Regions from separate parts of the Homo sapiens genome. Here region 1 is linked to region 2. Evidence: read pairs that join two places in POLR2A ChIA-PET (ENCODE). Cell type or tissue: MCF 10A. All regions are shown on one strand. Links, peaks and the distances in the headings refer to the core of each region. The heading gives the core; the rest is flanking DNA.

Region 1 (5,389 bases), core at 313-5,312, 130 kb after region 2:
ACCACTATTTCTTTATACTCCTAAATTATATAATTTGGCTTGTATCATAGACATTTGGTGACATGCAAGTTGCACTGTTGAATGTGATGGCTAAGATGAAGGGTTTTTGGTACCTCTGCAAGCTGGATGACAAGGTACTGCTCATGCCACCAAATTGATTAGAGCCCAGGAGATTCAATGGAGAATAACAAACAGAGCTTTGACATCTTCCGTGATGTTTCCCTAGCCTCCTTGCAGATAGGAATTACCAGGGGCACTTATTAAATATTTAACTTTCCAGACCCCTCACTTGGAGATTCTGATGCAGTGGTTTTAGGTGGAGCTTGAGAATTTGTGTGTATAACAAGGACCCCAGGGAAGTTTAAAACACTGTGCAGTGATAGACTTTATCCACTGTGCTGAAGGGATAAAGGGACTCCTCTGCTCCAAGTGATGGGGTGGCAAGCTGAGTGTCACTACCCCGTGCCTTCTGAGGCTGTTCCTCTGGCATAGGAGAGCCACTGTATGCACTACAAGAGGCACACCTTTGGTCTTAGAACTGAGTCATAAGATGGCATATAAATGTTTTTTCTCTGGTCCAAGATCCACTATCTGAGAGGAAATAGTTTCGTGACTATGGATGCAGTCCTAGCTGCCTTACTTCCACTACAATCCTGAAATAGAGTGACAGTCATTAGCAGTAATGGGAGGTTCACAGATGATTCACTCTATCGGTGATGACTACTGTATTTTTCAAAAAGAATTCTTTACTCTCTAGATTTCTTGGTAACTGGAATATTTTCCTTTTCTTTTTTACTAATAGAAGCAGGAAAAATAATGGTTTACCCATTGAAACTTTCTAGCTTTCCTCTGGGCTTTGAATAGTTCAAGATAAAGCTAGAGCCCATACTAGGATAAAAATAGCTGGGACCTTGGATAAGCAGATGTGTGAAGATCTTTTTTTGTTGTTGTTGTTGTAATCTGAACTGAAAAACTCTTGCTGTTCTAAGATTCTGTATCCTTGATCACCAAGATGAGGCACTATTTAGAATCTGATTCTAAGCAGGGGTTATTACATAAATATTTACAGTTTTGCTCTCCCAGTTCCAGCATATATATGTTTCATATAGTTTTGGGTATAGTTCCACAGAGTAGGTTAGCCATAAGCTTTCTAGTTAATTCTAAATGGAACTGTGCAACTGTGCCATGTAAAATAAAGAGCCTAGACTCAATAGTGAGAATTTTTTCTAAAAACAGCAGAATTTAGCAATAGTCTGTAGTTACATGGAATAATAAGTGGCTCTAAAAACACACCAATATTCTTGGAATATATGCTTGAGGCCACTCAATGGACACATTTTCTGTTCAGTGTGGCCAGAGTACCAATTTTGCATGATATAATAGCAAACTAAGTATCAGGAGGGACAGAAAGGGTTGTTTTGAAACCTGTTATAAAGTAGTCACTTATATATAGTAAATTACTGGAAATAACAAGTACAATTTTACAGACTGCAAAATGAATAACCATGAGTTCCATGGATGCAGGAGTTGTACCCATTGTGTTAATTGTTGTATCCCTAGCTCCTGGTGCATAATTGGTGCCTAATAACTTTTTCTTGCATAAATCAGGAAATGAATGAATATGCATTCTTGTTATATTAGAGGCTTATATGCAAATATTGTCCTTAGAAAGGAACCAAGGATCTTGTGTTCAAATTCCCTTATAATCTGTCTTGGCCCACTTTCTGGAGGACTGAAAACTATTGTCATCTATAGTAATGATGGCCACATCTTTTCTAGAGAAACAGTGGCCATTCAATAAGTATAGAGCAATAGTCTGCTTTAATTCTCCTTTCCGCCATTCCTAAAGCTTAATTTTCTTTTCATTTCGACTGCAAATTGCCGAGAAAGAAATAATAGAATCATAGGAGCTCATAGGTTTGAAAGAATCCTAATAGCTGTCTCGTAGTCCAAACATCTTTGGACTACTGGAGTCCAAATGCTGGAGAAATTTTACATCCCACCAAGTTGCCTGGCTGATATTTATCTTGCCCTAGGGATTGGCAGAAGCTTCCCATCTCTTGAGACAAATCATTCTCATCTTATGTAGCCTAGATTGTTCAACTGATTTTCTACAGACTATGCTGAAATCTTTCTTCTAAGTTCTACCCATAAAGACCATATGGAACAAATCTTTCTTCCATAAGACCGTTCTTTATACATTTGCATACAACATTCATGACCCCACATGGGTCTTTTCATAACAATTATGATAGTTGCCATTTATAATACATCAGCTCCTTTGCTAAGTACTTTACAGGCATCATTTCATTTAACCTGCACAATAAACCCACACGCTAGGTACCACCATGATCTTCATTTTGTAGTCTTAGAGAAATTAAGTAATTGCCCAAAAGTCATAGAGTTAGGAAGCTGCAAAACTGAGATTTGAACATATTTAGATTGGAATTTAGTTTCAGGTCTACTTGACAATGAATTTCCCACTATCTGTTTGAGAAGCCCGGGCTGCTTTCTGTTATCGATGGCTAAATAGGTCCTAACAAATACACTTGCCAGTTTGCATTTTGCAGCATCCAGCTTCCTCTTGCATTTGGAAAAAATGTTTTTTTGTTTCCTGTCTCCAGTTTCAAAGCCCTTTTCCTTTTCCCCTAGATTCTTCAAGATCACTGAATGTGGTTTCAACTACTTCTGACAGGAACGAACTGTGTCTACAAAGCAGAACAAGTAAATTCCCACTCTGCCAGGCTGCTAGGCAGCATTTCAGGGTGGCATGCAGCCATTACTATACCAGCTCCTTCTTTCACTAAATATAAAATGTATATGCTGCTCCACAGGGAGAGGGGGAATAGTTGGCAGGGTGAGAAAGGGAATGCATTTCCTTTTAATTGTATCATCTTATATGAATTCATTCTCTTGTTTAGAAAACAGACTTATTAGAGTCTATTTTCTGAGCAATTTTTGGTGTTTCTGAGACTATTGTTTGGGTATTTTACAACTTTGTGCTGATTTGATATGGACAGATCATCCCAGTGTTTTATCAGACAAAGTATAACACTCCAGCCGACTTCTGTTACATAGACCAAGACAAATTATCTGAGAACATGGGAAAAATGAGAGATCCTAGAAGTGGGGAAAGAGGAAGCATATTGAGCCACAAGAATTAAAAAAAAAAAAATCAAGCACACACATACACAATAACTACATCTTTAAAATAAAAATATGGAATCCCAAACATATCTCTAGTTCTTCTTTCTCCAGGATTTTCAAGCCTAGTCAGAAAGTAGCCCGTAGGCTACATTAAGCATGATTATGTTTTCCTGGTTTTTATCCACTCTGATTCACCTCTGATCTCATGCAGACACAGACTCAGGTTCTTTCAGCTTTCTTGTGATGTTCAATTCCTTTCCTTTTTTTCTACACTGGCTGCTCTCATTGATATCTGATATAATATTGTAAATAGTACGCCGAGGTATTGGCTGCCCACCAAGCTGAACAAGGTGGACTGGCTGTGACATCTAGGGAAGTAACACTGCTTCGCAGTACCAAAGTCACCTTGCTACCCTCTTCCTGGGCCCCAATCAGGCCAACATGTGCCTTACAAAAAGCACAATTTAGGGTCAAATTGGATTTCCCTCCTCCTCCAGAGACTGTAAAGAAATAAGAAAAAGGGCATATTGAGATTGAGCCAACTCTTATTACTGCATTGGAGAGCAGGTTTGTATATCAATTATAATTCTCCCGTTATCGTCATCTAATCATTTATTGCTTATTATTCTTATCAATTTTGCCAATGGGTTAGCATGGTCTGGAGGAGAAATTGGAAATCCAACTGATTTTCCTAGCAGATTTTGTGAAATGGTGGGGAAAAATCTTGAAAATAAAGTACTGGTTACAGAGAGATTTTACCATTATCCATGGGCTTTGCTTATCTGTGCCCTCCCGATCACGCACTACCCCAGATAATTGAAAATGTACAGTGTATGCATAACCATGTCAGCATGCAGCAAGATGACACAGAGTGAAACAGCAGGTTTGGGTGATGTGGTAGATTGGTCTAAAACAACGCAATAAAGTCAGATAGCTGAAAACAAATTCAAAAACAAAAAGATAAAGTTACTGAACAAAACAGAATGCAAAATTAGTTTGGAAATATAATGTAAATAAATCCTTGTGTTTAATATTCAGTGTACAGACCCATAAAAAGTCAATTAAAGGTTTAAAATTTCAGCACTGATTCATGTCACTGCATGTGTTCTTAAGCCCTGGTGCAGAAATGAGTTTTTTTTTTTTTTTTAAATAATAATCCTTTATTCATGAGGTCCCTTAGGCCTGCCATGCTCATGAGTCCATCAGTCAATTGAAAAGAACTGTTGGAAATATCGTAATAGTCCTCCAGATCTGAGAGATGCAACACAAAACTGTGATACGGCCAATACAATTGGTATAATTATTTTTAGCTCCAAAAATTATGGACTTCTTTCTACCATGGTTTATTTGCAGTCTCCTGAGAGAGATAGCAACCTGTAATTTTATTCATTAGTTTTCCACCCCTCCCAAGGGAAAAAAAAATTAAATGCTAGGAAGCTGACATGATAAAGATAGCACAGAGGTTAGAGGGTTCACTCCAGCAGGAAATAACACTTAACTGAGAGGCTACAAGCAAAATTATTTCAACTCTAAATTCCGATTTTGTTTAAAGTAGAACGTATTATTTCCTTCCTTCGCTGGGGGTCGGGATAAAGGGGAGGTTGGACAGTTGATGACTGTTTAACACATTATGGGCAACAAAAGCAGAGCTCGAAGGCTCTGGCCACTCCCTAGGGGATGTGGCTGGGGCAGTCTTTGAAAACCCACCTCTGTTGTCCCCTTCTCTGCCTCTCTTAGCTGTACCAGGGCGGAAAAAGGGGGCAAGAGAGCAGCCGTGCTGATACTTTCCTTCCCCAGACTCAGACCCCTGTCTTTACCCTGGTTCTTTGCTTTCTCAGCATGCTAGGAGAAAGGAGAGGGATAATGATGCAACTTGGGGTCATTCCATGGAGACTGAAATTCCAAAAGGAGTGGGAGGGGCTCTGAAGAGCAGTCACTCACGGGGTCATCTCTCAGTTCATTATTATTTTAAAGAGCACAAGAGCGTGGTAGGACTCGGAGATCATGCGAGATTGTAAGGGGTGAGAAGTGCCAGGTGAGGTCAGCTCACAGGATTATAAAATGATAAGCTTGGAAAGATGTAAGGGAGACATCTTCTGTGAACTGTTTTGCTGATGAAAAATTTGTTTGTGCCTAAAGGATTTTCTTGGAGGCTATGACTTTCTTGATGTTTCAGGAAAGTAAGATTGAATATTTATGGATAGGTTTTCAGGTTACGAGAACAGGTGCCAGCCCTTTCATA
Region 2 (5,389 bases), core at 306-5,305:
GGTCCACAGTGTCCTTCTTTTCCTTCTGGCTTCTGAACGAATTGAGAAATAAGGTAAAAGAATAAGAGAGATAAGATGTCCAAACTTTGCCATTACCCATAAAGCCTTAATATAAAAACCAAATGGACTTCTTCATACTTAATCCAAATCCACAATGAAAGTCACAACAACGCTGGACCTGGAGACCACATGAATATTTTACTTTGCCACACTTGTTGGAGGTGAAGAAGGCAGCAGTACTAGTTCAGATTAGCCTTATCATGTTGTACTGTTTCATAATTCAAAGAAATCTCGTTGTGTTGAGTAACTTGGGATTCAGCAGGAATTCAACAGTACCTGTTGTCTAGAATAAGAATATAAGTCAAAGGAATCTCTCCTTTACCCTCTCTTATGAAGTTTAGGGTGTAACAACTGCTTTCTGTTCATTACAGCTTTGTTTCATTTTTCCAGAAACACTGGTTAGATCTGTTTTAAATCAGCTGCCAATCAGCTTAGCTACAACTGGTAAACAATGTCGTTCTGCTGAGGCCTGGTTAGACTTCTAGAGGAAGACGAGCGGCAGCTCAGCTCGGAAGAACTGGTTTTTATTGTTGTTTTTGTCATTGTAGTTGTTATTGGTGTTTGTGGTGTGTGTTTGTGTATGTGTATGTGTAGGTATGGCAGTGAGAATTTTTAAAGAAATTTTATAAGAAATATAAATTTTATAGAAGAATTTTATAAGAAATACCATTTTTTCTTTTTTGAGACAGAGTCTCCCTCTCTCGCCTAGGCTGGAGTGCAGTGGCACTATCTCAGCTCACTGCAACCTCTGCCTTCTGGGTTCAAGCAGTTCTTCTGCCTCAACCTCCCGAGTAGCTGGGATTACAGGTGCCCACCACCATGCCTGGCTAATTTTTGTATTTGTAATAGAGATGGAGTTTCACCACGTTAGGCAGGCTGGTCTCGAACTCCTGACTTCAGGGGATCTGCTCGCCTCAGCTTCCCAAAGTGCTGGGATTACAGGAGGGGTGAGCCACTGTGCCCGGCCAGAAATACCTTTTTTAAAGTAGTGAGAGCATATCTTTGGTCATGGAAATGTGCGTTTGGCTAGCAAATGTGAGATAATTAAAGGCATGGGCTGAAGTTCACTAGGGAAACTAGAAAAGTATAAGAATATTGGAGAAAAAGAATACTCTGAAATAGAAGAATACATATGGAAAAACAAATGTCTGACACTGAAAATTTGTAATTTGCTAAGAAAATGTGACCTAACCTTTTCTAAATATAGGGAAAAGAAACTGAGAAAGAGTAAAGATTTAGAAATATGGCTTAGAAATATGGTGTCATATCTTATGGTCATAAGAAAAAAAACCTGCAAATAATTGAGCAATAAAATCAGTATTCAATTTACATAAAGGTTGAATTAGAATTTTTTTTTTTCACAGTGAATGAACTAAGGAATTTTGTGCAACTGTGTAATTTAAAAAGACAGCTTTTTTAACTTGCAAAAACACATTATGATAGAGGTTATAAAGTTTATTATTATTTTTATTTTCAGTAAATACCTTTCTATCCAGTTGTAAGTCTTTATCTTAAGTGAAGTCACATTAATTCACAATCAATAATTATACCTAATAATAGAAAAACACATGGTAAAACTAAATGCCATTAATTTATAACATGTTCCTTTAAAAAGCCATCCTTTGAAGTTTGTTTCAGAATTAAAATAGGATTACAAAGAAAAGGCAAAAAAGAAATATTCAAAGTTGAAACTCAGGCCTGGCACTGTGGCTCATGCCTATAATCCCAGCACTTTGGGAGGACAAGACGGGAGGACGGTTTGAGCCCAGGAGCCTGAGACAAGCCCAGGCAACAACATGGTGAGACCCTGTTGCTGCAAAGAATAAAAAAATTAGCTAGGCATGGGAGTGCATGCCTGTGGTCCCAGCTGCTCGGGAGACTCTGAGGTGGGAGGCTTGCTTGAACCTGGGAGGTCGAGGCTGCAGTAAGCCATGATTGTGTCACTGCACTCCAGCCTGGGTGACGGAGCAAGATCCTCTCTCAAAGAATAAAATAAAATAAAATAAAATATAAAAAATGGAAACTCAATGAAATCTTTTGTCTCCATTGATAACACTTTGCAAGAGCCACTTTTAGAAAAACATTGGCAATTTAATGTTTGAATTTGTGGAAATCCATTCATTATGCAATTAAATATTTTTGACTTTTCAAAAAATGTTTTTCACTACAAAGTTTGAATTATCTGTGGGAAATAAATGATATGTACTTGAAATTCATAGATTATCAAAACCAATAATTTTAATTTTCTTTCATATGAAATCTTTAGAAAAATAAATTGAAAAAATTTAATATTAAACTTACTTTCTTATCTAACCCTGTACGGTTGTCATAAAATTAAAAGAGATAATGCAATATGAACCCAAGTGTTTTACTCAAGTTGATAATAAATTGTAGTGAAAAAAAAAGTTGCGGTTAAATAAATTAGGGAAATTCTGGATTGAGTAAAATTAGACAGGCTTTTCTTTTTAAAATATTGCAGAGGTTTTAAAATGCTAATAGACAGTAAATGAATATCTAAGAGATAAACAAAACATATTTCCCAACAGGTGTTATTTGATTATACAATATTTATTCTCAGAGTATCTGTCAGGTCTAGCACCATACGCATATTATATAGCTATTTTTTTTTTTAATTTAGAAATCTGTGAACAAGAAAAAAGGGACCTAGATGACATACAAACTGTTAAATACATAATCATTGTCAAGTGTGGTGGTCCTTAGTGCCACTTATAAATATCCAGTTCTCCTCTCTCTCCCAAGATATCAAATACTGAATTTCCTAGCTGATGAGTTTTGAGTGGAAGTCATGTGAGTCACTTCTAGGCTGTAGCATTTACATGCCAAGGCACACTCCTTAGAGCTCTTTTTCCCTTGACCACCACTTTTGGTGGTGATATTCCAGGTGGTGGCTACTTGTCAGCCTGGGTCCCAGAGTGAGGAGACCAGATCACCACAGCAGACTCTTAACTGGCATACAGTAGAAGCAAGGGGGAAATCTTGATTGTTTTAAGTGCTGAGTTTTGGGGCTGTTTGTTATCATAGCATAACCAAACTTATACTGACAGCTATGCCAAATGTATTTTTAAAACTGGAAAATAAAGTCTTCACTGCTTAGAAGAAAGAGAAGTAGGTCAGAACCAGAGTCTAGTTAGTGGCTAGCCATGTCAGAGCAGAGAAGGCAAGGACCCAGAGGCCGGGCAGATACACCAAGTTGGCACAGATGGTCAGGGAGGTGTGAGCTACAGAATGAGTCACCAGGAAAGTCATGGAACAGCCTCAGTAATTGAGACTTAATGGTAAGGAGGCCCGATGTGACCTAGTCTTTGAAGACAGGCCCCAAACCTGGGGATGTGGTCATAAAGAACAATGCTTATTTTCTAGAACAATGCTTGCTCATTGTCCAAGCAGATTAGATGATAAACCCACTGGCACAGAGCTTATTAAATAATCTCTGACTAGGGATATCTTTAATTTTGGATTAGGGGTGGGGCTGAATCTACAGATGAAAAATAAATGGCTCAAAATAAGAAGAGTAGTGGAAGGGAGCCAAGTGAGTCATTACAAATGGAAGACTTTGTGAATGGTTCTAGGGAAAAGAAGAATAGATTTTGAAATAAATGTTAGAACACCGAGTTTCTATTGGTTTTACACCTGTTAACTCTAAGACAGAAATGATTTAGCTTTGACATGGTTGTGCTTCTTTCTTAAACTGTAGGGTACTTGGTCATATGTTCTGGCTAGAGGTCTCTTCATGAACTCTAGTTGCACTCCTACACGCTTGATGGAATTGGGCTGACTTGACAAAACAAGGCCATTTATGGAGCAGTTGTGAAGGCATATGTATTCGATTTCTAGGGCTGCCATAATGAAGTACTACAAATGAGGTGGCTTAGACAAAAGAATTTTATTGTCTCCCAGTTCTGGAACCTCACAGCCAAGATCAAGTTGTCAATAGGGTGTTGAGGACTAGCTGAGGACCGTGAGAAAGAATCTATTTCATGCCTTTCCTCTATCTTCTGTTTTTCTTCTGGTAATTTTTAGTGTTCTTTATCTTGTAGAAGCATCACCCTGATCTCTGCCTTCTTCTTCACGTGGCCTTCTCACTGTGTTTATGTGACCCCAAGTTTCCGCTTTTTATAAGAACACTCATCATATTGGATTAGGGGCATATTCTATTCCAGTATGATCTCATATTAATTAATTACACATTCAAATACCCTATTACTAAATAAGGTTACATGCTAGAGTACTGAGAGTTAGGACTTCAGTGGATGAATTTTAGGGGAACACAATATAACCAATAGCATCATGCATTAAAGGAGAAGTTGTTTCTCTCACCATACCTATCTGTTCCCATTTTTTTTTCTTTTACCTGGCCTCTTACAGAAGTATTTACAGACTTTCCTGGGCTGCAAGCTTTTTTGAGGTCCGATACTACACTTTTAAAATCTGTCCAGCTCTTAGCCGGGTGCGGTGGCTCATGCCTGTAATCCCAGCACTTTGGGAGGCCAAGGTGGGTGGATCACCTGAGGTCGGGAGTGCGAGACCAGCCTGACCAACATGGAGAAATCCCATCTATACTAAAAATACAAAACTAGCTAGGCATGGTGGCGCACACCTGTAATCCCAGCTTCCCAGCTACTGGGGAGGCTGAGGCAGGAGAATCGCTTGAACCTGGGAGGCAGAGGTTGCGGTGAGCCAAGATTGCGCCATTGCACTCCAGCCTGGCAACAAGAGTGAAATTCCATCTCAAAAAAAAAAAAAAAAAAAAAAGAAAAAGAAAAAAAGAAAAGGAAAACTCTGTCCATCTCCTGACAGGAATTATTAAAAAGTAAGGTCATCATATCTCACCTGAACTGGTGACTGCAATAGCTTTCTGACTTCTCTCTCTGCTTCCTCCCTTTTTGGTTTACCCATTGTGATTCATCCTGAACAAAAGTTTTCCCTCTTTAAAAAATGTCCTTCACCAAGTGGTCCACCTGGAAAGCTGCCATTCACCCTTCTACTCTCAGATCAAGCACTACTATCTCCAATGCCTTCGATGACATTCCCAGGCAAAATCATGTAACTGATTCCTCTTTGCTTCCATGTAATACTGTGCATACCCTGTGGCAACCAGTAGGCACTCAATAAATGTTGGAATGAGTATCTGAATTAATGAAAGGAATAATTTATAAGGCAAATCCTATAAAGTAATTTTAGGGAATATTTTCCTCTTTCTGTTTGTACTGCTAAATTAAATGGATCATGCTTTAGAATAGTCTTCTCATGTTTGTATCACTTGTAACTCTGAAGAAGTACCCATACATTTTTAAAAATGTAATTCATA

The links. Peaks named below come from ENCODE experiments on the same cell type or tissue, not always from the same donor. Only the 100,000 strongest peaks of a DNase experiment are listed, where the experiment ranks them.
Region 1: POLR2A ChIA-PET joins it to region 2 with 6 read pairs; 3 of 35 experiments call an interaction of 5 or more read pairs at or near these places.

What each region holds. Positions count from the first base shown.
Region 1 is chr12:18,951,041-18,956,429 of GRCh38, reverse strand. No RefSeq gene overlaps it. Among named protein-coding and RNA genes, the nearest start is that of PLEKHA5, 180 kb to the left of the region's middle. In MCF 10A, for the core only: no CTCF peak of the experiment used is centred there; no DNase peak of the experiment used is centred there.
Region 2 is chr12:19,083,215-19,088,603 of GRCh38, reverse strand. No RefSeq gene overlaps it. Among named protein-coding and RNA genes, the nearest start is that of PLEKHA5, 44 kb to the left of the region's middle. In MCF 10A, for the core only: no CTCF peak of the experiment used is centred there; a DNase peak (open chromatin) is centred at 3,313.